2 separate regions of the Mus musculus genome follow, and region 2 is linked to region 1. A link is a loop called in an ENCODE intact Hi-C map of the cell type or tissue named here. Cell type or tissue: left cerebral cortex. All regions are shown on one strand. Region 1 overlaps Mrtfb (myocardin related transcription factor B). Region 2 has its middle 35 kb from the start of Gm32596.

Region 1 (5,000 bases):
GAGAGAGAGAGAGAGAGAGATCGAGGAAGCAGAGAAGTAGAGGCCAGCCATGAGCATGTGGAGAGAGGGGTGGTGGGAATGGAGGGGGGGAAGGGTGAGAGGACAGAGCAGGAACAAGAAGGCTATGGCTCTGTAAAAAGGTAGCCTTATGTGTAAGAACATGCTCAACAATGCTCTTGAAGAGATAGTATCAGAAATTCTCACAGAAAGTTTGGGGAAAATGCTTTGTGAATTTGAAACTATTTCAAATTCTTTGAAAAACAGCAAAAACATTTTTTAGGTATCTCCATTACTAGAGAAATTATTTCTTTTCAAAATGACAAAGCTGAGGCTTTGCTATAAGCCTGCAGCAGATGGTGCTTCGTTGATGGGAGGCTGACACTTTCATGGAGAGATAACGTGTCGGCAGAGTTTCCTTCACAAAGACGTCGACGACACAGAGTTTCAAGTTTTAAAGTGATGAGTGTAAAATATGTGTGTGTGTTTGAACCTATAAACTGAAAACATTGAGCAGCACCCTAGAAAAGTGCATGCTCCCTGTTGTTTTTACTGTTCCTTTTGCAAAGCACTGTAAGATGGAAGCACTAGAGCCAAGTTTGTTTTATAAGAATCCTGGCCTCACTTATGAGATATGCTATCTCTCAGTTTTCCCATCTGTAAATTGAGTTGATAATACTGATTTTGCAAGTCTATCAACAGGATAACTGATTGATTGATAGATAAATAGATAAAGTGTTACTGCTTCATAAAAAGTTAAAATACTTTTATAAATTAGTGCCTTGTGGTTACTCCCCAAAGAGCAGGGATGTGATAAACTCATGACTTGTGCTGCTACATGTCTCTAGCCAAAACTTAGAACTCGGGCCTAGTGTAGAGAAACTAGGCAGTGCAGTGCAATACGAAGACCTTCCTCTGTGGAGAACAGCAACTTTGCTTCAGTTCTAAGCCTTTGTGATCCTGGTCTTCGTTCTTCAATGTCTGTAATGTTCAAATCACCATGAAGCTCAGCAGGACTGCTGGGATACCGTGTAATATGTGCAAAAAAGTTGATGAAGTACCCAGTAAAGAGCAGTCACTCCTTGTGACTCTTGGAAGGACAGGAATGCTGTATCGGGAAACTAGGTCCAGAGACAGGGGACAGTAGCAGAGGTTTGCTTGAGGGCAGTGTGATAGACACTTCCATGTGCTCTTAGACTTAGACTATGCTGGAAGACTTCTGTTGCTTCAAAAGGAGCCTCCGTTGACAAGAAACATGTCATATGTTGTAAAATCCCATTCTCCAGAGATGTGGGAGAAGGGCAGATAGCAATCTCAGTAGGATAGTGTGGGTTGACTGCCTTGAAACCAGAGGCAAAAGATTTTCAGGATGTTTGATCCAAACCCCTCTGTGCTAGGAGGGGAAATACTGCTTCACCTGTGTGCAGGATGTAACCCTTTCTTCAGTCCACCGAGGCCATGCTGTGTATGACTAATATCACCTCATTTTCTCTTCAGAAGAAATATCCATCCTTTAGAGGCTTTTTTCTTCATCATCCATCAGTCGTGCCTGGTCACTGGTCAGGAACAGTGTTGTCAGCTATTTTCTCCTGTATTTTTTTTTTTCAGCTTAGTCTTGTCCCTTGGCTGTGTACAAGTAAAATTACTCATTCGACAAGACTCCTCATCGAGCACGGCTCTTGTGCCACTACCATTTGTTGATGGGCATATGGGAGCTCTATGCAAAGGCACATGGTTTGAACTCTAAAAATTATTGTGTCTGCTGGTGTGTGTTTGGTGTATGTGGAAACAAACTTGTTTCCACGTTGCCTGGAATTTCCATCCATAAACATTTCCTTCCAGAGTGCCCCTTGCATGTGTGAGTAGCCACCTGTACCTTGCAGAAAAGGCACGCGTGTTGTGAAATGAAACTCCAGCCCATCGCTGATTAAATCTTTTAGGAACATCTCTTAGTGGTGTTGCTTTGTACTTGGGAGAACAATTCTCCTTTAAAAAAGAATCCTAGTGATGCTAGCTCTCTCAGCCGACTAGTGGCACAAAGGCAAACTGCTGCTCCATGGGCTCTGAATAGCCAAGGAAGCAGCCGGATTTGCAGCACATTCCTGGCTATAAAGCTCTGCCAGGGATAGCCCTATGTAGCAAGAGGCTCCCACAGAGGAACGTGGGAGGGAAGGGATGCTTTCCACCCACATGTGCTGGTAGCATGTTTATTCAGTGAGGTGCCTCTGCAGAGATAAAACTGCTTCCTTTGGATGTCCTCTTCTGTCATTTGTTTAGCTGGAGAACTTCATGAGTAATGCATGGGCTCGTCTGGCCAGTGTGAAGTATTTCACAGCCCAGGGCTTTGCTTACAGAGAGCACAGCAGAGACGGCAGCCAGCCGTTCATCTTCCTGTTATCAGCAAAGGTTTCTCTTTAATAGCTAGAGATTTTATTTTTAACTGCTTGACTCAGTGCTCGTCAGATGATTGGGAGCATCTAGCTGCAGATTGAAGCAGCCAGCGCGGGGGAGGCTGGAATGGCAAAGGGAAGGGGGATGGCTGGGAAAGGGGGTGGGATCTTAAGAGTCGTGCCTCGCAGCCTCTGCCTTCCTCTAGTGTGGAAGAGTTAAAGGCTCCCACCCGAAGGAGTGTGTCTGCAGGTCAAGCTGGGAACTCCAAGCGAATGGCTGCCTTATGTCACTTAGAGACTTAATTGCTCTGTGACCAGTGTGCTGTGAGGAGGGAGCAGGACCAGAGTGTTCTGTGCTCTCTACTGTCCTGCGAATCAAGCTTATCTCCTGCTGGATGCTGCCTGTCTCCAGAAGTCTTCACCATGATCGATAGCTCCAAGAAGCAGCCACAAGGCTTCCCAGAAATTTTAACTGCTGAGGATTTTGAACCTTTCAAAGAAAAGGAATGCCTTGAGGGAAGCAACCAGAAAAGTCTCAAGGAAGGTCAGTCTGTCTCTGGACAGGGCAGGATGGCTACATTCCTGTTCCTGTCACCTTGCTGGCTGGCATGTCTGTCTACCACTGTATGTCTGTGTGTCTCTCTGTTTGCTGTTGCCCTTACTCCTGAGTTCTCTATGGTGAATGTTTAATCCTGCTTGCAGAGAGACAGAGTTGACAGGACATGAACAGTTGGCAATAATTGCTACTGATAATGACAGTTAGGAAGCCAGTCCTGGCTTCAGTTTAATTTGTCCAGATTTGTTTGTGTATTTTTCCCAGTTTGGGGATTCTCCTCCAAACCCTGTGGGTTTTGGAGAGGCTATTCCATTTTTATTATTAACCAGAACACTGCTTTATTTGTGTTTACAGCCACATAATTCCAGGAAAAATAATTTTCCCGATTAATATGTTGGACGTTTGTTGTTTGTCTCCTTGAGTCCTGAAATGATGACTCAGCTGTGTGTGCATTATCTGCATATTGATTTAAAAGCATGTTGCATAGTTTGATTTAAAAAAAAAAAAAAAGCAAGCAAATAAGCTTGTGAATGCTTACTGGTGGTTAGAATTGTCGGCAAGCACTGCACTAATTAAGAAAATGGCCAGAGATCTGGGAATTCCTGTTCCTGTTTGCGCAGCATGCTTCTGTTACAGCGGAGAGCAAGGGCTGTGGGTGAGGAAGCCCGAATCTGAACAGATTGAGACCTGAGTGTTATTGATCCCCGTGCCCACCCAGTCCTCTCGGGGAGGCTTCCTTCCTCACTCCCTCAGCTCTGTCTGCAGACCCTTCCTGGCCTGCTCAGCTCCGGTTCCTCCTGCAGACAGATCGCCTGTAAGGAACCCTGTTGCCCTGAGTAGCGAGTGCTTCCATCCTTTTCTCTCAGATACTAAGAGTGCAAATGATGAGGGCGTGCTGTAGCTTGCAAAAGATGAAAATAAATCATTCTTTGACTTCCCGGAGTCAAACTGCTTTTGAGAATGGTCAGGAAACACCTAGGTCACAACAGATAACACAGAGTGAAATGTAAGTTACTGCTGCCAAGAACTGAACAATGGGCATGCTCTGCCTCTACACAGTGTGTGTTACTGCAGATTGCTGGAACAGTCAGTGCCAGGGGAGTTTTTAGGACACACGGAGACTCGTTACAGGGGTCAGGTGGGCTTAAAGTTTTTAAATCATTCATTGATAAAACAGTTTAAGAATTCCTTTTGCATCGGTTAAGCTGTTTAAATGTCAGTTCCTCTTAATGCCATATATTTAAAACAGGTTTGTATGCTTGTGAAATCAGGCAAGTTAAATAGAATAGGAGAAATAAAAAGATAACAAAACAGCAGAATGTGATTTAAAGGACTTAGGAAGCAAGGATCAAAAGTATGAACATAAGGAGTAGAGAGGTGTGAAGCATGTGCCTAGCACGTAAGAGTCCCAGGTTTGATTCCCAACACCGTGCATGCATACATCATACATACATACATACATCCTGCAGACATGTGTCCATGGTAGAAGAATCATGAGCTGATTGATCACATAATTAGAATCTCCCTGGCAATCCTGAGGGTTATACAGTGCAGTAAACAGTGTAGTATTGAAAGAGCAAAGAGAGGCTGTGAGTGACAGGTCTTTAGGCTCAAGCCCAGGTACAGCATGACTTTTGTGGCCCTGGATGGACCTAGTGTTTACTGCTCTGCACTTTGGTTTCCTTGTCTGTACAATGAGAAGGAATAGTTCCCATGTCCTTCTATTTACATGGGAGGCTGGGTGCAGTATCAGTTTCACATTCACCCTCTCACTCACTTGAAAGCCCTTTGTTACTGCCTGCTTCTATGCAAAAGTTAAAGTTTAAGAGCCAACATATATTTTTCTTATAAAGAAGTGGCCTGCATATTCACAAATGCAAATTCATAAAGAGGTCATGTTTTAAGACACCCCACAGAAATGACTGATAATGAAATCCACATCTCACCAGAATCGAATGGAACTGAGCTTGACATGTTTAACATATTTAACATATTATGTATTTTTACTCATTTGCAGTAATAGGGGATGAGAGTAAAATGATATAACCACATATCAA
Region 2 (5,000 bases), 160 kb before region 1:
TAAACCTATGTGAGGGACTAAGTGCCTGACAGGCTAGGGATGGAGCTTGATTTCCAAGAATGGAGTATGAATGTGAAATTCTAACCTGTCTTTTCAGGAGAGATTTTATAGACTGGATGAAACTTTTAGAACACAGATTTGAGGATCTCATTTTTTGTGTATGTGGTATCTCTGTGTGTGTGTGTGCGTGTGTGTGTGTGTGTGTGTATGCAGCACATGTGTATGTATGTGCAGCACATGTGTATGTTCATATGTATATGCAGCATATGTGTATATTTCTATGTGTGTGCAGCACATGTATATTTGTGTGCAGCACCTGTGTATGTGCATGTGGGTATGTGCAGCACATTTGTATGTGATGTGTGTGAAGCACATGTATATATTTCTAAGTGTATGCAGCACATGTGTATTTGTGTGCAGCACATGTGTATGTTCATATGTGGATGCAGCACATGTGTATGTGTGTTCAGCACATGTGTATGTTTATATGCATGTATATGTGCATCACATGCATATGTGCATGTGTGTGTTTGTAGCACATGTGTGAAGCATATATGTATGTGCACATGTATGTGTGTTCAGAAGGCAGAGGTCAACATTGGGTTTCTTTCTTATCTCTTCTGTTTTGATTCACAGTTTCTCACTAAACACATTGTTCACTGACTGGCTGGTCTACGAGCCCCAGGATCCTCCACTGTCTGCCCCTTCATACCCCCTCAGCTCTAGGATTGCACATGTGCAGTGACATGACTGACTTTTTAAAGATGACTGTAAGGATCCAGACTCAGGTGCCCGTGCTTGCATGGCAGGCCCTTCCTTACTAACGCTGCCACCTCTCTAGCCACAGACATGGGACACTTAGAACAGAGATTCCCAGATGAACTTAAGATAAAAAATTAACACTGGTACATTTTGACTAAGAATAATCATTTGAAACCTCAGAGGCTTCCTGGGGAGGAATGAATGAAACTAAAACACGAACCAACCACAAGACAGGCTTGTGTCTGCAGCCTGGCATCCATCCCTAACCTTCAAGACTGGGCTAAGATGATTCAGACGTATCTCCCACTTGCTGCCTTCACATCAGAGTGATTGACTTGAGAGATGGGCATGGAACCCACTCAGAGGCCAAAACAACCCAAGAGACCCTGCTTCCTCTCTTATTCCTGGGAACAAAGTTGTGACACTTAGAACCATTGCAGCTATTTGTGACCACAGAGGAAAAAGGCTCTAGAACTGTAGGCCATAGAGGAGCAGAGTGGCTTCCAAGCATATGCCAATGGCACAGAAGGCAAAGCTAAGTGGTAGAGGACACCAAGTCCTGCAACAGCATTGAGTACCAGGATGCAGCCTCGCCTGAAGCCCAGCCTACTGCAGGGTATTTTAATGGCCTCAGCCACATAAACGTTCTTTATTATATAAGCTGGTTTTGGTTGGGCTTGTGTGCTCTGTAACACAGAGCTCACATGGACCAAACCTTGCAGTAGGTACTGCCTGTCACTGCCAAGGCCCTCCATTCTGCACGCCCTGTTCCCATGAGAAAGTGAGCCTGTATGAAATCCAAATAAAAGCTCCTGCCTCCCCCTTCTCTCTTCCAGTGTTTCCATGCCTCCTATCACCATAGCACTGAGACTCTCACAGAAAGGCAGGGGAAGCAGAGGAGGAGAGGAGGCCCATCTCCAGGCTGGGTTGCCACACTGCGGGGAGCATGAGGCAGCTCCAAGCCTGACATTTCAGGATCCAGATAACAGGGTAAAAATAAACTCTCAAGCGCCCGTGGTGGTGCTTGATTCTCTGCTTCACAATTCTTATCTCTCTCTCTTTGGGGACAGAAAGGTTCCTTTCAGGTCACCATTCAGTCTGCTTCTTCCCAGTCCTAAGTGGAGAGGAAGAGGTGGGGTTGGTTCACACATGGCCTGTTCACTATGGGAGTCAAGCAATTCCAGTATCTTCCCATAGTCCCTTCCTTTGACTTGGCAAATCCTTTCTCTTTTGATGTTGCCATAGCCTGGGAGTTGAAGGAAGCTGTGGCTGCTAGTATCTACTTTCCTGGAGGGCAGACAAGAGATATACCTAATATCACACTGCTAATGAACAGGGTGCCCTGATCTCACCCTGGGGTCCTACATTTGAAATGTGTCAGAAAGAGCTTGACTCTTTTAGGGATGTTGACAGTCATATAGCTGAATACTGTACAGTTCCTGGGGGTGACAATCCTGGCACACAGTATATGAGTGTCGCTATGTGACACCTTACAGCCACACTTTCCCATCATACCTTGTCAGAGTTTTGCTTTCACCACAAAAGGTTGCCTAGATTATGATGCACACCTCTATGATCCCACCATTGAGGAAGCTGAGGTGTATAGACCATGAGTTCGAGGCCAGCCTGGACTACATTGTAAGTCCTGTCTCAAAAAGAAAGAAGAGGGAGGAAGGGGAGGGAAGGGGAGGGGAGAGGAGGGGAGGGGAGGGGAGGGGAGGGGAGGGGAGGGGAGGAGAGGAGAGGAGAGGAGAGGAGAGGAGAGGAGAGGAGAGGAGAGGAGAGGAGAGGAGAGGAGAGGAAGGAAGGAAGGAAGGAGACAGGTAGGGGAAGAAGAGGGGAGGTGGGAGGAAGAAGGAAGCAATGGCTGATGGTTGGGGCTAGTATTAGTAGCCAGAAGTGTCTTGGGGCCACTAGGCTTCACAGAGGGTCCCTGGGCCTCAGTTTCCCCACGTATAAAATGCTGATGAGGTTTGAGCCTCTGTGACAAAATTGTTGCAAATTAAATTAAATGCAGCCTGCGCTGTGTGGATGTGAAGCATTTGGAGCTTCTGAGACAGCGGTAACTGTTCATGTGCCAATGTGTAGGCACTGCCACTTTCCTACTTCAGTAGGCCACGCCCCAGAGCTATTTCTGTATTCTGTTCTGTTTTGGCTTTTTTAAGACGAAGTCTCTTTATCCCAAGCTAGACCTCAACTAGATACACAGCTAAAGGTGCTCTTGAACTCCTTGGTCCCCTTCCTCTGCTTCCAGAGAACACACTATGCCTAGGGTTCTTTCTGTCACCATTGCCAAGGATTTTTACTGAGCCATTTCATCAGTTAAGACTCTTGTGGTTGCAAGTGACTGGAATAGCAAATCTAACAGGATTACATGAAAGGAGAATTCACTGGCTTCGCAGTAGCCTCTGAAAACCATGCGTATAGAGTTTAGCTTCAGGCAGAGCTGGGTCCAGGGATGGAAATGATACCATCAGGATTGGGTTTCTCTCCCCACCCCCATTATCCTTTTCTACTGCCTCACTGTTGACTCCCCCGTATGTTAAAAGAAATGGCCATGGGAAACTAACGTCTCAGTCTCCGAGGTTCAGAGCCAGTGGAGAAGTCTCAACCCCAGCACCACCAACAGAAGGCCTTGTGCTTCTCTCATTGCCTAGACCTGGATATCACTGTGGATGGACCAGAGTGTCAGGTGACAGGCCCCACAGCCAGGGATGGTTCCTTCCACTAGATTCCCAGATTTGAGTAGTCATTGTCTACTCTAGGAAGTCAGTTATGGCTACTACTAAGGTGGGTTTGCAGCTACTGGCCTCTCTAAATTGTGCCCCAAAGTATATACACTGATGATCAACTTTTGAGATTACAAACACCTTCACCCAAGGCTCGGGTGTTCAGAGACAGAGCTGTCGAATATTCTGGAAGCCCTGGGTTCAGTTCCCAGCCCTGAAACAACAACATCATCATCAACAACAATAACAACAACACCTGTCATCTAAGGACCACGCTCCACCCCACACCCATCTCACCTAATGCCCACCCGTGTTAACAGCTGGCCAGTTAGATCAACAGGAACCTTTCTTGGGCATGCTAACTGAAAAGCCAGTTCCTTGACTGGGGATTAAGAATCTGGCTGGCTTCTCCAAGTTTCCCTGTTCATTGTTTATCATTTGTCTTCTTAATAGAAGCAGGAACAAGCCTCTTTCATAGATTGCAAAATATACATACAGCAGGGCTGGGGAAAGGGCTCGGTAGATAATGTGCTTGTTCCACAAGCATGAAAACCTGAGTTCTATCCCAAGAATACATATAAAAGAGTCCATTGGGGTTGTGAAGGCTTGAGGATTTAGTGCTGAGGGCAACACATGAGTATGTGCACATTCACATACACATACACATGAACACACGTGCACACACACCACACACAGGCGCACTAACACACACACTCACAGCACTCACACACTCACATGCACACACATACACACACACACACAGGAGGAAGCATCAATTTCTATTAAAGTGTATCTATTTTTTTGTGTGTGTGTGTTTTGTTTTTTGCTTATTCTGTCTAAGTCTGGGGAATATTGCTGGTGTCATTAAAAATAAAGTTAGCCATTTAGGAGAAGGTGTCCAGGCTGAATCTAGCACCAACTTGAGACATTCTGAAATGAAAGCGCTCAGAAACAGATTATAAAGGGAGCAACTTTCCCTTTAGATGGCTGTTAGATTGCATGCTGGTAGATAGTGCTGTCCTTGCCACCCACAGCCACCCACGGCTCTCTGATGGACCTTGAGGGAGCACACATTTCTCCCACTTTGGTTATGAGAACATGATGTATGCTGGTCCAGCTGCAGCTTCGTCTCTGTCCTCCTTTTCCTCAAGCCTGTAGGAGAAATGGAAAAGAGGGCGAGTGAGCCAGAAGATGTCTTTTAAAATAATTATGGTAATTATGTATGCCTCTCAAGAGTGAGCCTCTGGGAATCACTCCTTAAAGACTGTAAAGAATTTCCTCTTTTGATCTTGATTCTGAGCCAGAGAAAATCGAATTAAGAAAGAAAAGCAAGAGACAGACAGATCTCGCTGAGGAGGACAGCACAAAGCTGGGGCCTTGAGGGGGGGTCTGCAGAAAAGATGACTAAAGGGACCATCCCCAGGAACCTCCCAGCCTTCCAAAGTGTTGGTTCCCCTGGGGAGCTGCTTTTGACATCATGGAGAAAAATGGCTCCCACCAAGTGCTATC

What was found. A loop is a pair of places that touch in the nucleus more often than their neighbours do. Peaks named below come from ENCODE experiments on the same cell type or tissue, not always from the same donor. Only the 100,000 strongest peaks of a DNase experiment are listed, where the experiment ranks them.
Region 2: it touches region 1 in a loop (7-fold over the local background); 5 of 42 quality-filtered maps call a loop at or near these places.

The regions. Positions count from the first base shown.
Region 1 is chr16:13,355,829-13,360,828 of GRCm38, forward strand. All of the region lies in intron 3 of Mrtfb (myocardin related transcription factor B), which reads left to right. All of the region lies in intron 3 of LOC115488652 (a long non-coding RNA gene), which reads right to left. Among named protein-coding and RNA genes, the nearest start is that of Gm15738, 64 kb to the right of the region's middle. In left cerebral cortex, a CTCF peak has its summit at 2,032; DNase peaks (open chromatin) are centred at 408, 2,145, 2,443 and 3,785; H3K4me3 peaks cover 3,571 bases; H3K27ac peaks cover 4,581 bases.
Region 2 is chr16:13,192,211-13,197,210 of GRCm38, forward strand. No RefSeq gene overlaps it. Among named protein-coding and RNA genes, the nearest start is that of Gm32596, 35 kb to the left of the region's middle. In left cerebral cortex, no CTCF peak of the experiment used is centred here; DNase peaks (open chromatin) are centred at 1,044, 1,626, 2,869 and 4,587; H3K27ac peaks cover 4,519 bases.